Linked DNA regions of Homo sapiens: region 2 is linked to region 1. The links are chromatin contacts, found by Hi-C in ENCODE. All regions are on one chromosome and are shown on one strand. The core of a region is the stretch at or near the end of the contact, and the rest is flanking DNA. Distances in the headings are between cores, read along the strand shown.

What was found. A loop is a pair of places that touch in the nucleus more often than their neighbours do. Pooled maps may share reads with other maps.
Region 2: a map of heart right ventricle shows a loop between it and region 1 (4-fold over the local background). The contact joins two enhancer-like sites. A Hi-C loop is called at or near these places in 7 of 168 maps with a recorded cell type or tissue (Right ventricle myocardium inferior, ascending aorta, heart left ventricle and 1 more) and 6 of 50 pooled maps.

The regions. Positions count from the first base shown.
Region 1 is chr15:25,564,971-25,571,279 of GRCh38, forward strand. The region is part of intron 1 of LINC02250 (long intergenic non-protein coding RNA 2250); the gene reads right to left. Among named protein-coding and RNA genes, the nearest start is that of LINC02250, 11 kb to the right of the region's middle. Within about 2 kb of position 3,926, at least 7 of the 41 ENCODE cell types and tissues checked have a DNase peak (open chromatin) inside an H3K27ac peak, as active enhancers do; they include ascending aorta, where a contact is called at or near this core.
Region 2 is chr15:25,691,798-25,698,106 of GRCh38, forward strand. ATP10A (ATPase phospholipid transporting 10A (putative)) reads right to left here. Exons shown (of 21, transcript NM_024490.4): 14 at 3,022-3,349. Among named protein-coding and RNA genes, the nearest start is that of LINC02250, 120 kb to the left of the region's middle. RefSeq lists enhancers at 3,383-3,883, 4,870-5,416. Within about 2 kb of position 2,259, at least 2 of the 41 ENCODE cell types and tissues checked have a DNase peak (open chromatin) inside an H3K27ac peak, as active enhancers do; they include ascending aorta, where a contact is called at or near this core.

The DNA of each region.
Region 1 (6,309 bases), core at 2,676-5,175:
AACTCTTCCTAGTGTCTGCAGAAGTTCCTGCGAGTTCTCTTCAGTGGTTTTCTACGGAGAAATAAGCAGTCTTAAGACAAAACAAAAAGAAGAACGCTTGTCAGTCCCTCAACGCCGAGGGCCGTCTTAGCCATGTGAGCTCTTTGGGGCCTGGCTTTTCCCTTTTTAGCCTGGCCATGAACTCCTGGAACAAGATAAGTCCGCTTATGCCGTGCTCCGTTGCATACTTCCTGCCTGTGGTGACAGTCATGACATTTTATTAAGTAAGAAGACCAGGGAAGACCTGCTGAGGAACAGGCTTTGGGTCTGAGATCGAAAGGTTGCCTAGTACTGAGAACCTTGCAAATGGAGCAACAGAGTGTTCTGTGCAAAGTGGCATGCGGTGCAGAGGAAGCGTTACTACCTGATGTTGTTTCATATCGTTATTTACTAAACAGTTAATTGTCTTTCTTGCTCACAGTGGATTCCACAGCACCTACATTAGTGCCCAGCACAGCAAACATGTGTCAATAAATATGCACTGGAAGGTTATTCATTGCCCAAATCAAATTGGTGGGCACCTTCTCGGCCGATCATCACTGTCTCAGTGATGTCTAAACCACATTTAGATACCAGTTGTCCTAGAGAGACGCAGCACTTTTGGCCGTGCTTCTCTTTCCTCACTCTTGGCCCTTTCCTCACTCTGGGCACCCTGCAGCTGACAGCCCACTTGGCTCCAGGAGCTTGGAGAGAGGCGTGCTGACCTCTGCTCAACAAGGGCTTGTCAAGAGCTTTGTGAAATCCCTGCTTGGACAAGTAGCCCGGAATTCTTATCAGGAAAGGAGGTTGTGGAAGTGGGTGTCATGCTGTCACTATCTCTGATGTTGATATAGGAGTTAAGAAGAAATTATTTAGGTGGATAGTGAGGTAAAGTCGTCCTTGGTAAGGTTTTCCTTTTAATGAAAAGCCGCCCCAAAATAATTTCTTTTCTATCAAACAGCAGCCTCTAAAATCACTTTGCAAACATAGGCAAGCTGGAAGCTTGTGGGGGGGAACGCTGGGAGCTGCACCAATAGGAAAAGGCTAGGTGGGGAAGACATGTTCTGTGTGGCTGCTCCGTCTTCTCCTTTCCTTGTCAATCACATACACAGTAGGGAGCAGGCAACATGGCACTGGCCCAGTACAGACCACATTTGCATAATACACCATTCGGGTAGGGCTGCCAGCCTCTTGCATGCTTTGTAAATGTTGTGTCTGGAATTTGGTTCTTTCCGGTGGGTTCTTGGTCGGGCTGACTTCAAGAATGAAGCCGCAGACCCTTGGGGTGAGTGTTACAGTTCTTAAAGATGGTGTATCCAGTTTGTTCCTTCATATGTTCCGATGAGTCTGGAGTTTCTTCCTTCTGGTGGGTTCGTCCTCTTGCTGGTCTCCAGGAGAGTCTTCACTTCTGACTCTAAAAGTGAAGCCGCAGACCTTCGCAGGGTGCATTACAGCTCTTAAAGGTGTCACGTATAGAGTCGTTTGATCCTCCCCATGGGTTCGTGGTCAGGCTGGCTTCAACAGTGAAGTTTGTGGTCTCCATGGCTTTAGGAGTGAAGCTGCAGACCTTTGTGGTGAGTGTTACAGCTCATAAAGGTAGTGCAGACCCAAACAGTGAACAGCAATAAGATTTATTGCAAAAACCTGAATGATAAACTTTCCACAGTGTCGCACAGGACCCAGCAGATTGCCACTGCTGGCTTGGGTGGCCTGCTTTTATTCCCTTATTTGGCCCCACCCACATCCTGCTGATTGGTCCGTTTTACAGAGAGCTGATTGGTCCATTTTACAGAGTGCTGAGTGGTCCGTTTTACAGAGTGCTGATTGGTCCGTTTTTATAGAGTGCTGATTGGTGCGTTTGCAAACCTTTAGCTAGACACAGAGCACTGATTGGTGCATTTACAATTCTTTAGCTAGACAGAAAAGTTCTCCAAGTCCCCACCCGACCCAGAAGCCCAGCGGGCTTCACCTCTCAATGTCACAACGGGTCCAACCAATCTTTGGGTCATGTGTAAATCAAACACCACCTCTCAAGCCTGTCTATAAAATGTGGTGCATTCTGCCATATGCTGGAAGTCCCATTGAGGCGCCCCTCTCACTTGCAAGAGAGAGAGCTATTCTCCTTCTCTTTCTCTTTCTTTTGCCTATGAAAGTTCCACTCTTAATCCCATTCCACGTGTGTCCGTGTCCTTGATTTCCTTGGCATGAGGCACCAAACCTTGGGTATTTACCCCAGACAACAATGCCGCTTCAGTGTTATGCTCCTGGTTTGGAAATTAATCACTTTGTGTGTGTGTGTGTGTGTGTGTGTGTGTGTGTGTGTGTAGAAGCAGGTTAATTTTTAAAGACCTTTATTTTCCTGGCTTCATTTTATTTTTAAGAAGAGAATTAGGAATCTTTTCTAGTTAAAAAACATCTGCCCTTGCCATTCTGTATACTTATGGCCAGATCCCGGATGCTGCTTTATCAGTTTGTGTTCTCTGCCTCGTTGTTTTAGGCTTGCATTTTCCTTATTTCACTAAGGGTCAAGACTATCGCAATAAGGGAGAGAGACAGAACTCAACTCCAAGTACAGCAATGACATCTGGGGATTTGTAGCCAACGGGCAAGGAGACAGGATCAATGGATGAAAAATTACTAAGAGGAATTTGATGAGTTGTCAAAGGTGGGGATTGAAACTGGGCTTAGCAGGCCAAGGACAAGGCTTAGTTAAGAAGAGGGTTCCAGGAGCCTGGCTAGGAGGGAGTCCTTATCAAAATTCAGTGACAAAAGAAGCTTGGTATGCTAGAGAACAGTTCATGTGGCATTTAACTCAGGAACTCTGACATGAACTAGACTATTGTGATCAGGGGAGGAGGCATAAGAAAGGGGCTGCACAGATGTCCTTGAAATGTAGGGTCAGGGGAGTCAGGAAGGCCAGAGAGAGACATCACCTGCTGGAGCCCTTGACCGTCCCTGCAGGGGCGAGAACTGTAGCCTGAAGAGGCAAAAGACAGATGGGTGGACTGTGTTTTAACATGGAAATGGCTCCTTTTGATCTGGCTGGGCTACCAACGTGTAACAATGGAAAGGAACAACAAGGCATCAGGCATGAATGTGATTGGTGAGCCCAAGGCCGACCCACAGAAGCCCTGTGGGCAGTGCCCTGTGTGTTTTTGAGAGCTGTGTCAGCTCCGTGGAGGAAGCAGGAGCTTGCAGGCTCATCCCCAATCTGTGTCTTGGAGGATGAGGGCATCCAACCTGCCTCCTGCATGGGCGAGTGCCAGGGCATAGCCTGCTTGAGGGCAGGTGAGGTCGTCGGGATGAGAGAGTCATTTTTATGGCCCTAAATTCCACGACTAAATGTATTCTCATTATACATTTATGCTTTTTAGAGAGCACGTCACAGAATTGAGCTCATTTTAAGCAAGGTTTCCACATGTTTACATATATTTCTGAAGCTAGATGGAAAGAAAAGACATATGGGGGAATTCCAAAAGTGGCTTCTGCATGCTGCCCATTGAACGTTTGCTCAGGAACACTGCACTGATAGTATCGTGGGTGGAGCCAACAGTTATCCCAGGAGAAGGCAGAGCCTGGCGACCCTGACCCTGGGACCCTGGCACAGGCCTGAACACTGGCACCCATGTATGGAAGGTGGAAAATGCTTCCAGGTGCCTTTTGAGTTCCAGATGCCATTGAAGACAGCAGAGAGGCTCAACCCAGCCAGTAGACCTTCTACCTTCATTGCAAGGATGCTTTTTAAATCTTTACTTAGAAAGTTCAGTTCCTTGGCTCGCACAAAGGACAATGTGAAGAACAATTGAACTGCTGAGAACATCCAGATTCGACAACATTCGGAGAGACAGTCAGTGACTGATGAGAGGAACCAGCTTATATTTCTGAAGCTTGGAGGCCTGCTGCCAGGACTCTTATTTAAAACATGCCTCAGAATAGGCCACTGTGGGCGCCAGCAAGACTAGCCTCAGAATACTTTGGAATAACCCCATGCTTTCGTGGCCAAAGCTGTATATTTTTGGATGCCAGGTTTCTATTTGAAACTTGTCACTGTGACCTGCAGACTGTGCTGGTTTGTAGCTGCTGCCAATCGCACAGTCGGTGAGTTTTTCTCCCTGAGTGAGGATCCAGAAATGCATGCCCAGCTGAGCTCCCAGCATATTGATAATCTCCTCACCCCTTGAATGAAAATGATAACAATTGCTTCAGTTAAAATGTCAGATGCTTTTGGTTAAAAATAACCACAGAAATCCTAATTTTAGCTACCTCAACCACAAAGGGGAGTGTTGGCCTGAATCACAGTCTGGAAGGAAGATCCAGTGATAGGTGTTGGGGCACAGGAAATGATTCCCCAAAATATGGCGCTTTGGCATGCGGAGTGCTTTGACAATTGAAAGGCCTCCAAAATAAGCCTTAGGGTCAAGGTTTCTCTCTGACTTTTTCCCCACCTCTTTGTCTCCCTGATACTCTTTCCTGAAGCACCAAGAGGGACTCTTCTCTAGAATTTCCTTATCTAAGAAAGCTTAAATGCAATTGTCTTAAGACTCCCTCCTTAGGAATCTCATTAAAGAAGCAGGACGATCAAGCACAGAAGAGAAAAGACTCAGAGTCCTCACTGTGCCCAGACGGACTTTTCATCTATTCTTCTAAGAGCAGCTCCAAGAGATTACCTGGGGGGCTTTACCTGCAGAATAAGACAACCTTTGTTCCTGTGCAGCTCTGACCCCACTTTCCCAGAGCATCTGCCTCCTGCCTTTGGGGTCCATTCATCTTCCCTAATGATTTCCTGCCCATCAAAAGATCATCTACATTTCCCATCACCTCCACCCCTAGGAAAGGGTAAATGAGCTTCTGTAGGGCACCGAGTAAGTGGGTGATCACTCTGTGATTGTCCCCTGTGCACATTAATACATTTGTTTGTCTTTTTTCTCTGTTAATCTGCCTTTCGTCAGTTGATTTTCAGCAAGCCTTCAGAGGGCCAAAGGGAAGTTTCTCCTTCACTCCTACATAGGCATTCCTAGCACTTTGCAAAATCTCCTTCCCAGACGTGAGACCCCTTGGAGTTAAGCATATTTCAGGACCAACAATAAAAATGATGTGTGTTACTTTGGGGGAGCATTAAGAACCAGGGTGTAAGTCTCCACCTTTCTCCCCATGGCAGGTCATCGTGGAGTCACACATTGATATGAAGGTGCACAGGACAGCCTGGAATGCACTGCCACCCATCAGGGAGCACAGCCCTGGAGCCCACGCAGGCCCACAGCTGGCCATGAGTGAGAAACTAACTTTTGCGAGTTGATGCTGAGGTCATGGTTTGAGATCACCCCATCTTCTTGCTCATCCTGACTGGTAGAGTCTTCAGGGTGGGTTTCATCCAATGACTCAACAATGACCCCGTGGACTGGCTCTTTCTGTCCCTCTGCCCTCTGAACCACGGCAAAATGGCTTCTGTAGTTCCAGAGACTTAAAGTCTGGAGCTACACTACCCAGAAGGTGCCTACAGCCCCGCTTCCATCACACTGGCCAAAATCAGGCTATAGGCCCATTTCCGAAGCAAGTTTTTCATCCAGGGAATGCCATAGACTTGGGTAAAGGGCCAGCCACTGGGGTAAGATCAGGCTGTGGGATCGCATAAATCCTATTAGATGAATCAAAGCCAGCTCCTGTAGGGGGGCATGAGGCTATTGTACCCTGAGGCACATAGAATAGGGGAGGGGTTAGGGAGAAGAGAATGAGGTGTGGGTCGGAGATTAGGAGGCAGGGAAGCAAAGTCATGTGCAGGGTGAACATGAGCCTGTCAAGATCCACCCCAAGGCCTTCCTAACTTTCCTGCAGCATGGCACACATTTCATTTTTCTCAAGATCAATGGGGCAGTGAACTTCTGAGTTCACAGTGAAGAATGAACCTGTAAAAAACAAAATAAGCCAGGCACAGGAAGACAAATACAGCATGATCTCACTTATATATATGTAATCTGAAAATGTTGAACTCGTAGATATGGTGAATAAAATCGTGGCTAGCAGGGGCTGGGGCATGGGGGAAGGGGAATGGGTAGAGGTTGTTTAAAGGGTACAAAGTTTCAGTTACATAGGAAGAATAAGCTTCTGAGATCTATTGCACAGCATGGTGAATATAGTTAATGTATTGTATATTTCAAAACCGCTAAAAGTAAATACCAAATGCCTCACCACAGAAAATGATAAGTGATGTGGTGGACAGGTTAATTAGCTTGATTTAATCATGCCACTCCAAACTTCACATTATACTTCACAAATATATACAATTATTATTTG
Region 2 (6,309 bases), core at 1,009-3,508, 130 kb after region 1:
ACAGCACAGGCAAGAAGAATTGTTTGATTCTAGAAACAGCACAGAATCAAATCAATGTGCTAGATTTTCTTGGGAGTCCCCGCTGAACTCAGTCCTGTGAAAGCGTCCTGGGGAAGATGGGGGAAAAAGGAGTAGAGCATCCACCCTGGGAGAATAGAGTTAAGCATTCAGAATAAGCTAGCGACACCAGGAGATGTTTCGGAAAGCGGGCTGGAGCTGAGCCACCTGGTACATGGCGCCTGCTCTGCAGTGCCGCTCTTACACCAGTAAAACCCTCATCCTGCTGTCTGGCACAAGGAAAGATGCTATCATCATCTTCATCATCATTAGTTACTGAGCCACTCCAGCCAAGCAGCCAAGGCTACTCCCAGCCACACTTCCCGGGCAGTTTCTAAACTAAGGGAAGGAGGTTAAATTCAGCCCAGCACGTTGTGGAGCTCTTTTTTTTGCATATGGATTGCCACAGTATTAGCCATTGTGCTCACTTTGGGGCCCTCTAGGGGTGCAATAAAGGAGAACTTCTCTTCATTCTGTCAATTTGTTGATAGAAAATGTTTAGGAACACAGAGCATGGTCAGATATCTGGACACCTTCGGGGAAAGGACAGCAGAGTCATAAAGTTGTTATCACTCCGTGACGGTCACCATTCTTGGAACTGGGCAGCAGAAGAGCCCAAATCAGGGCATACATCCCAAGTTGCACAAATGAGAAAAGGTGCAGATACACAAAGTTAGAATGACTTGTAGTGTGACTACAGGATGTCTCTTCCCTGTGATTTTCCTGTTCTTTATAATGTTGAGACCAATATTAACTGATCAGTTAATATATATCAAATTGGAATTCTCTGAAGCAATAAAAATCTGTACAGCTTTCCCCAGAATGTCCCATTTAAAATGAGATACGGTAAAACATGAGATATGGTATGCAACGATGCTCTCTACATTATAAACCACTGGGCACTAGGAGTAGGTCACATTGATGCTTTAACGCATTCTTTCTTTCTTTCTTTTTCTTTTGAGACAGGGTCTCACTCTGTCACCCAGGCTAGGTGGGAGTGCAGTGGCATGATCATGGCTCACTGCAGCCTCAACCTCCTGGGCTCAAGTGATCCTCCCACTTCAGCCTCCTGAGTAGGTAGGACTACAGGTACATGCCACCACACCCAGCCAGGTTTTGCATTTTTAGTACAGATGGGGTTTCGCCCACCATGTTGCCCCAGCAGTTTTTTTTTTCTTTTTTTGAGACAGGGTCTCTCACTCTATTGCCTAGGCTGGAGTGTAGTGGTGTGATCACGGTTCACTGCAGCCTTGACCTCCTGGGCTCAGGTGAGCCTCCCACCTCAGCCTCTCAAGTAGCTGAGACTGCAGGTGTGTGCCACCACACACAGCTAATTTTTTTTATTTTTTGTAGAGATGGGGACTCACTATGTTGCCCAGGCTGGTCTCAAACTCCCGGGCTCAAGTGATCTTCCTGCCTTGGCCTCCCAAACTGTTGAGATGACTGGTGTGAACCACGTGCCCAGCCATGTGCTGATGTTCTTATGGGTCATTACTTTCCCGTTTTCTTTTGAGATTCCATTCTGTGTTTCCTTTTCTTTTTAATCTGCCAAGGATTTCCTTCCACTTCTTCAGGAATACCAGACACCAGTGGCTACGCGGCTGAGGCAGGCACTGGCCAGGCCAGGGAAACATCATTCACGTCTTACTGTGTACTGTGGCCTTTCAGGGCTGACGTTGTCCTCGTGCTCCCAGGGAAGGACGCTGACGCTCAGAGGAGGAGGCTGGGACAGGGGTGGTGCAGGTCAGCCTGAAGACCGTTTCCAGCTCCTCAGGGAAACCTGAGGGCCACCCCAGGCACATGAAGGCAAAGATGGCCTCAGGACAGGCCATGGCTGTTAGGTTCCCCGGGCCTCCTGAACACGTGCCCTGTGCCCACTCTCCTTAGCGGTTACTGGCCTCAGGGTGTGTAGGGCAGGGTCCCCATGACGACCGTGTTCAGGCCAGTGCTCGCTCTCCTCACTGCCACTGTAACCCAGGCTCAACAGCGGTCTCCTCTGGCCAGGTGAGGTGCCCACTGTGAACAGGCAGCAATCTCCATGTCAACAAGCAGGGGCTGTCACAGACCTTTTGCAGAAAATACTGCCAACACTGGCTGATTGATTGGCGAGGGTACTTGATTTCTGATCCAGTTCTCACCTAGGAGTAGATTCTATTTACAGGGAGGCCCAATTGTTGGCATGTGGGGGTCACGGCCACTGCTTCCTTCCTGGCCCTCACCAGGAGGTGGTGCTGCTGAGCCCCTGAACCTGTGCTAGAGACTCTGCCTGCACTAGAAGTGGGCAGAGAGGATGTCCTGGAAGGAGGCGAGTGGCCACCATCCCCTCCCTGGAGAGGAGCAGACAGGGCTCTCCAGGCCAACAGTGTCTGCCAGGAAAAACCACCATGAGAAACACAGTCCTTAAATAACTGGTGTAAAACTGAGCAGTGATGCGTATCTGATGATGGACTTATTTACTCAGAAGCCTGTCCCAGAACCATCAGCACAGCTGACAGGAGGCAGTGGGAATTCTGGTCACCAAGCCTCTGGGCCCTTAGGGCGTTACAAAGCCTTGGACACCCGGAGGCTCATGGTGACCAGAAGCAGCTGCAAAGGACCTTCTAAGTTGGCCTGGGCTAAGGCTGAGTGTGTAGTGCCCTCTGCTGTGGCCAGGACAGACTGGGACAGGCAGGTCTCTTGTGTGCTGTCTCCTGAGAAACAGGGTAAGCTCCATCTTGTTGCCGTAAAGCAGCACCGGATTACTGACCTTGCAGCATGAACCTGTAACTCTGCTACTCTCTTTTGTGGCTTTCCAATGTAAACTTTACCTTCGGAACATGTTGCCTGCTCTATCACACTGGGTGTGATTTTACACACAGAAAGAAAGGTGAGGAAGTGTTTTCCCATCTCGTGGTGTAGCATGGAAGGGTAGAGGAAGTTTGGGTCCAGCTGGGAGGAGGCCGTCTGGCCAGCTGGGATACTTGCCTATGGCCAGGGTCATGGCCTTGAGCTTGCTCCGCACCAGCTTCACCACCATGCTCTTCTGCAGAGGCGTCGACCGACAGCAGAGGACGGAGCGGCACTGCTTGGCAAGGAAGAGGAATTTGTCCTCCAGGTTTTTCTCGAGAGCGTAGGCCAGGCTTCTCCCATCGATCACGAGGCTGGGTCTGCGGCCAGAGGCAGTGGACGTGGAGGGTGGGCAGAGAGAGGAGAACCTCATGCTCACTTTGCCCTTGGTCTTCTCAGGGGCTCTCTGGAGGCCTCTGGACTGCACGTAGCATAGGCACTGGTCTAGCAGGGCTGCACACGCCTCCTGAAAGGGACATGAGAGGACAGCGCAGTTCCCTCAGAGTCATGCCACAAACATCCCCGCCCTGGCTCAACACCTCTGGAGCTGACATCCTTCCGGGCTCCAGGCTGCAGTACCCGCCTGCCCAGAGGCCACCCTCCAGAAACTGTGAAGTTCAGCCGGAGAGGATGACTTTCCCCAGAGAAGAGACTGAATTGGTGGCCAGGCACCGTGGGTGGCTCACTCCTGTAATCCCAGCACTTTGGGAGGCCGAGGCGGGTGGATCACGAGGTCAGGAGATCAAGACCATCCTGGCTAACACGGTGAAACCCCGTCTCTACTAAAAATACAAAAAAATTAGCCAGGCGTGGTGGTGGGTGCCTGTAGTCCCAGCTACTCGGGAGGCTGAGGCAGGAGAATGGCATGAACCTGGGAGGCGGAGCTTGCAGTGAGCCAAGATCATGCCACTGCACTCCAGCCTAGGCGACAGAGCGAGACTCTGTCTCAAAAAAAAGAGACTGAACTGGTCTAGGTTTCTCTAAGATCTTACTTGATCACCCATGATACAGTGCAGAGGTTGGAATGGACCATCTTCACTTTGGGAGGCCATACTGTATTATTGTGAAATTGCTGGATAGTTAGACTGAAGGCCCTCCATGTACTTCTTGATAGTTCTCAGAGGCCCTTACCTAACCCCCCAAGGACTAACTGCAGGACACAAAGCTCTGCAAAAGGCTTTGTTATGATTAGCCCCTAAAGAAATGCAATTTTCAGTATCCTCCCTAAGTTCTCCAATTCTGCCAGGAAAAGAAAAAAAAAAAAGCACAATTACGGAGGCTTTTAATAGGCAAAACTTGATCTGGATTCCAGAGAAAGGAGGAAAACCTACGGTGGTAGCAGCACTAGGGATCAGGGGCAGGAGCTGGAGGCACAGGAGGGACCACCGTCTCCAGGAACAAACACGCTCCGGGGAGCCTGGGCAGCTCCTGATCCTCCGCAGACCGTGAGTCTGCTGGGTCAGTGACCAGTGCCCTGCAACACACCACGGAAATCCAGCTGTGTTCAACACACGCTTACTGAGGATCCTTTGTATTCAGAAAATGAAGCCAGACTAGAGAAAAGAAGACTGAAAAGACACAGTTACTGCCGTAGGGGGAACAGACAGCTGATGCACACACACTCATGGCTGCAGCAAATCACCAACCAGGATGTGCGAAAGTGTGGAGATGGATAGGAGAGGGAGAGCTTTGCTTCCAGGGCATGGGGTGGGATATGGCAGTAACTGGGGAAGGCCTTGAGGAGAATGCAGGATGCCATCACAGGAACTCCATGAGCTCCCTGGACTCCCACAGCAGTGGAGACTCCTCCTTCATCCCGTTGCTCCCACTGACTTCAGGCGGCACTTGGGCAGGACGCATAGGCTCATTACTGCAGAGCTCTGAGAGGGAGTAGCAGCCGATGGACCGGGAGAGGAGACAAGTGTGCTAAGGACACTGAATGGGTGGTGGGTATGTCACTGTCACTCTGGTAGCCCCTGGCTTAGCCCAAGGCACCAGGGAACCTGGACGTGGGCTCCAAGGCAATGACAGAGAGAGCTCCAGGAGATACCTTCTAGCTCTGGCTTGAGGAGTGAAAAGGGGGTTCCCAGTGCTCTGAGAAGATGAGGAAGTCTCCAATTTTATTTATTCTTTTTCGTCTATTATTTTGAACTCAGTCCCAGGCAATTCTGCTACCGTGGCTATGCAGGAATGGCAGTGGCAGAAATGTCTGCTGCCGCAGACTCCAAGGGAGCTAGACCCTCCTTTCCAACAGAGCCTGTGGTGCTCTGTCTTCTATTCTGCCCCCACTTGGCGCTGGATGCAGGAGAAGGGCAGGAAATATGGGAAGAAGAAGGTGACACACTCCAGCTTTCCTGCCAGAAGACTGAAAAGGGGATTCTTGGGGAACCAGAGGCGCTGGAAAAATTGTAAAGAGAAGCTTGGCTAACTGACCCCATAATGTTGTTAATGAATTCCTGGGCTCACCCATAACAAAGCCTTTGAGAGGCAAACTCTGCAACAGACTGCCACCCAAGTTCCAAGGTGACCTCTGGAGGGCAAAAATGCAAGACTAGGTCTTATAAACACATCTGCCTTTGAAACCAACACCCAGAGCTCACAGCCCAAACCCCACAGGGTTGATCACCTGCTTAAAAAAAATCCACATTCTCCATAGAAATTAAAAATGGCCAGTGTCATAACATAATATTCGAAATGCCCATGATACAATCCAAAACTTCTTAGCATACAAAGAACCAGGAAAATCTTAACTCTGTGGAAAAAGACAATCCACAGAAGCCAATGTCAAGATGACACAGATACTGACATTATCGACAAAGAAAGACGAAAACAGCCATTATCCAAAAGTTCCAAGAAGTAAGATTGAACATGCTGGAAATGAACAGAGAGACAGACAGTCTTGGCCAAAAAGAAGGAAGATATTTCAGAGAACCAAATAGAAATTTGTGACAGAAATACATTAACTGAAATAAAAAGCTCACTGGATTCTAAATCATCTATGTAGATACTCTGCCCTCAAGGAGAAAACTATAACTCCACACTCCTTAACTGTGAGCTGTGCACAGTGACTTCCTTCGGAAGAATTCAGTATGGGAAGAGGCAAAGAGTACAGTGACTGAAAGGTCAACCCCAACAGTGACATGGTGTTGACAGCATGTACCCTTGATAGGATATGATGAAAATGGCACTTGACCTCTGTGGCTGTCCTCCCTAAAACCCTTAGCTCCACTTTAGTGATAAGAAAAACATCAGACAAATCCCAATATAAGGGCATTCTACAAAATACCTGGCCAGCACTCTTCAAAATGGTCAAAATGATTAAAAATAAAGAAAGTTTACCGAAGTGTCACAGCCAAGAAGAGTGTAAGGAGGCATGATGACAAAATGTAATGTAGTGTTCTGGATGGGATCCCAGAACAAAAAAAG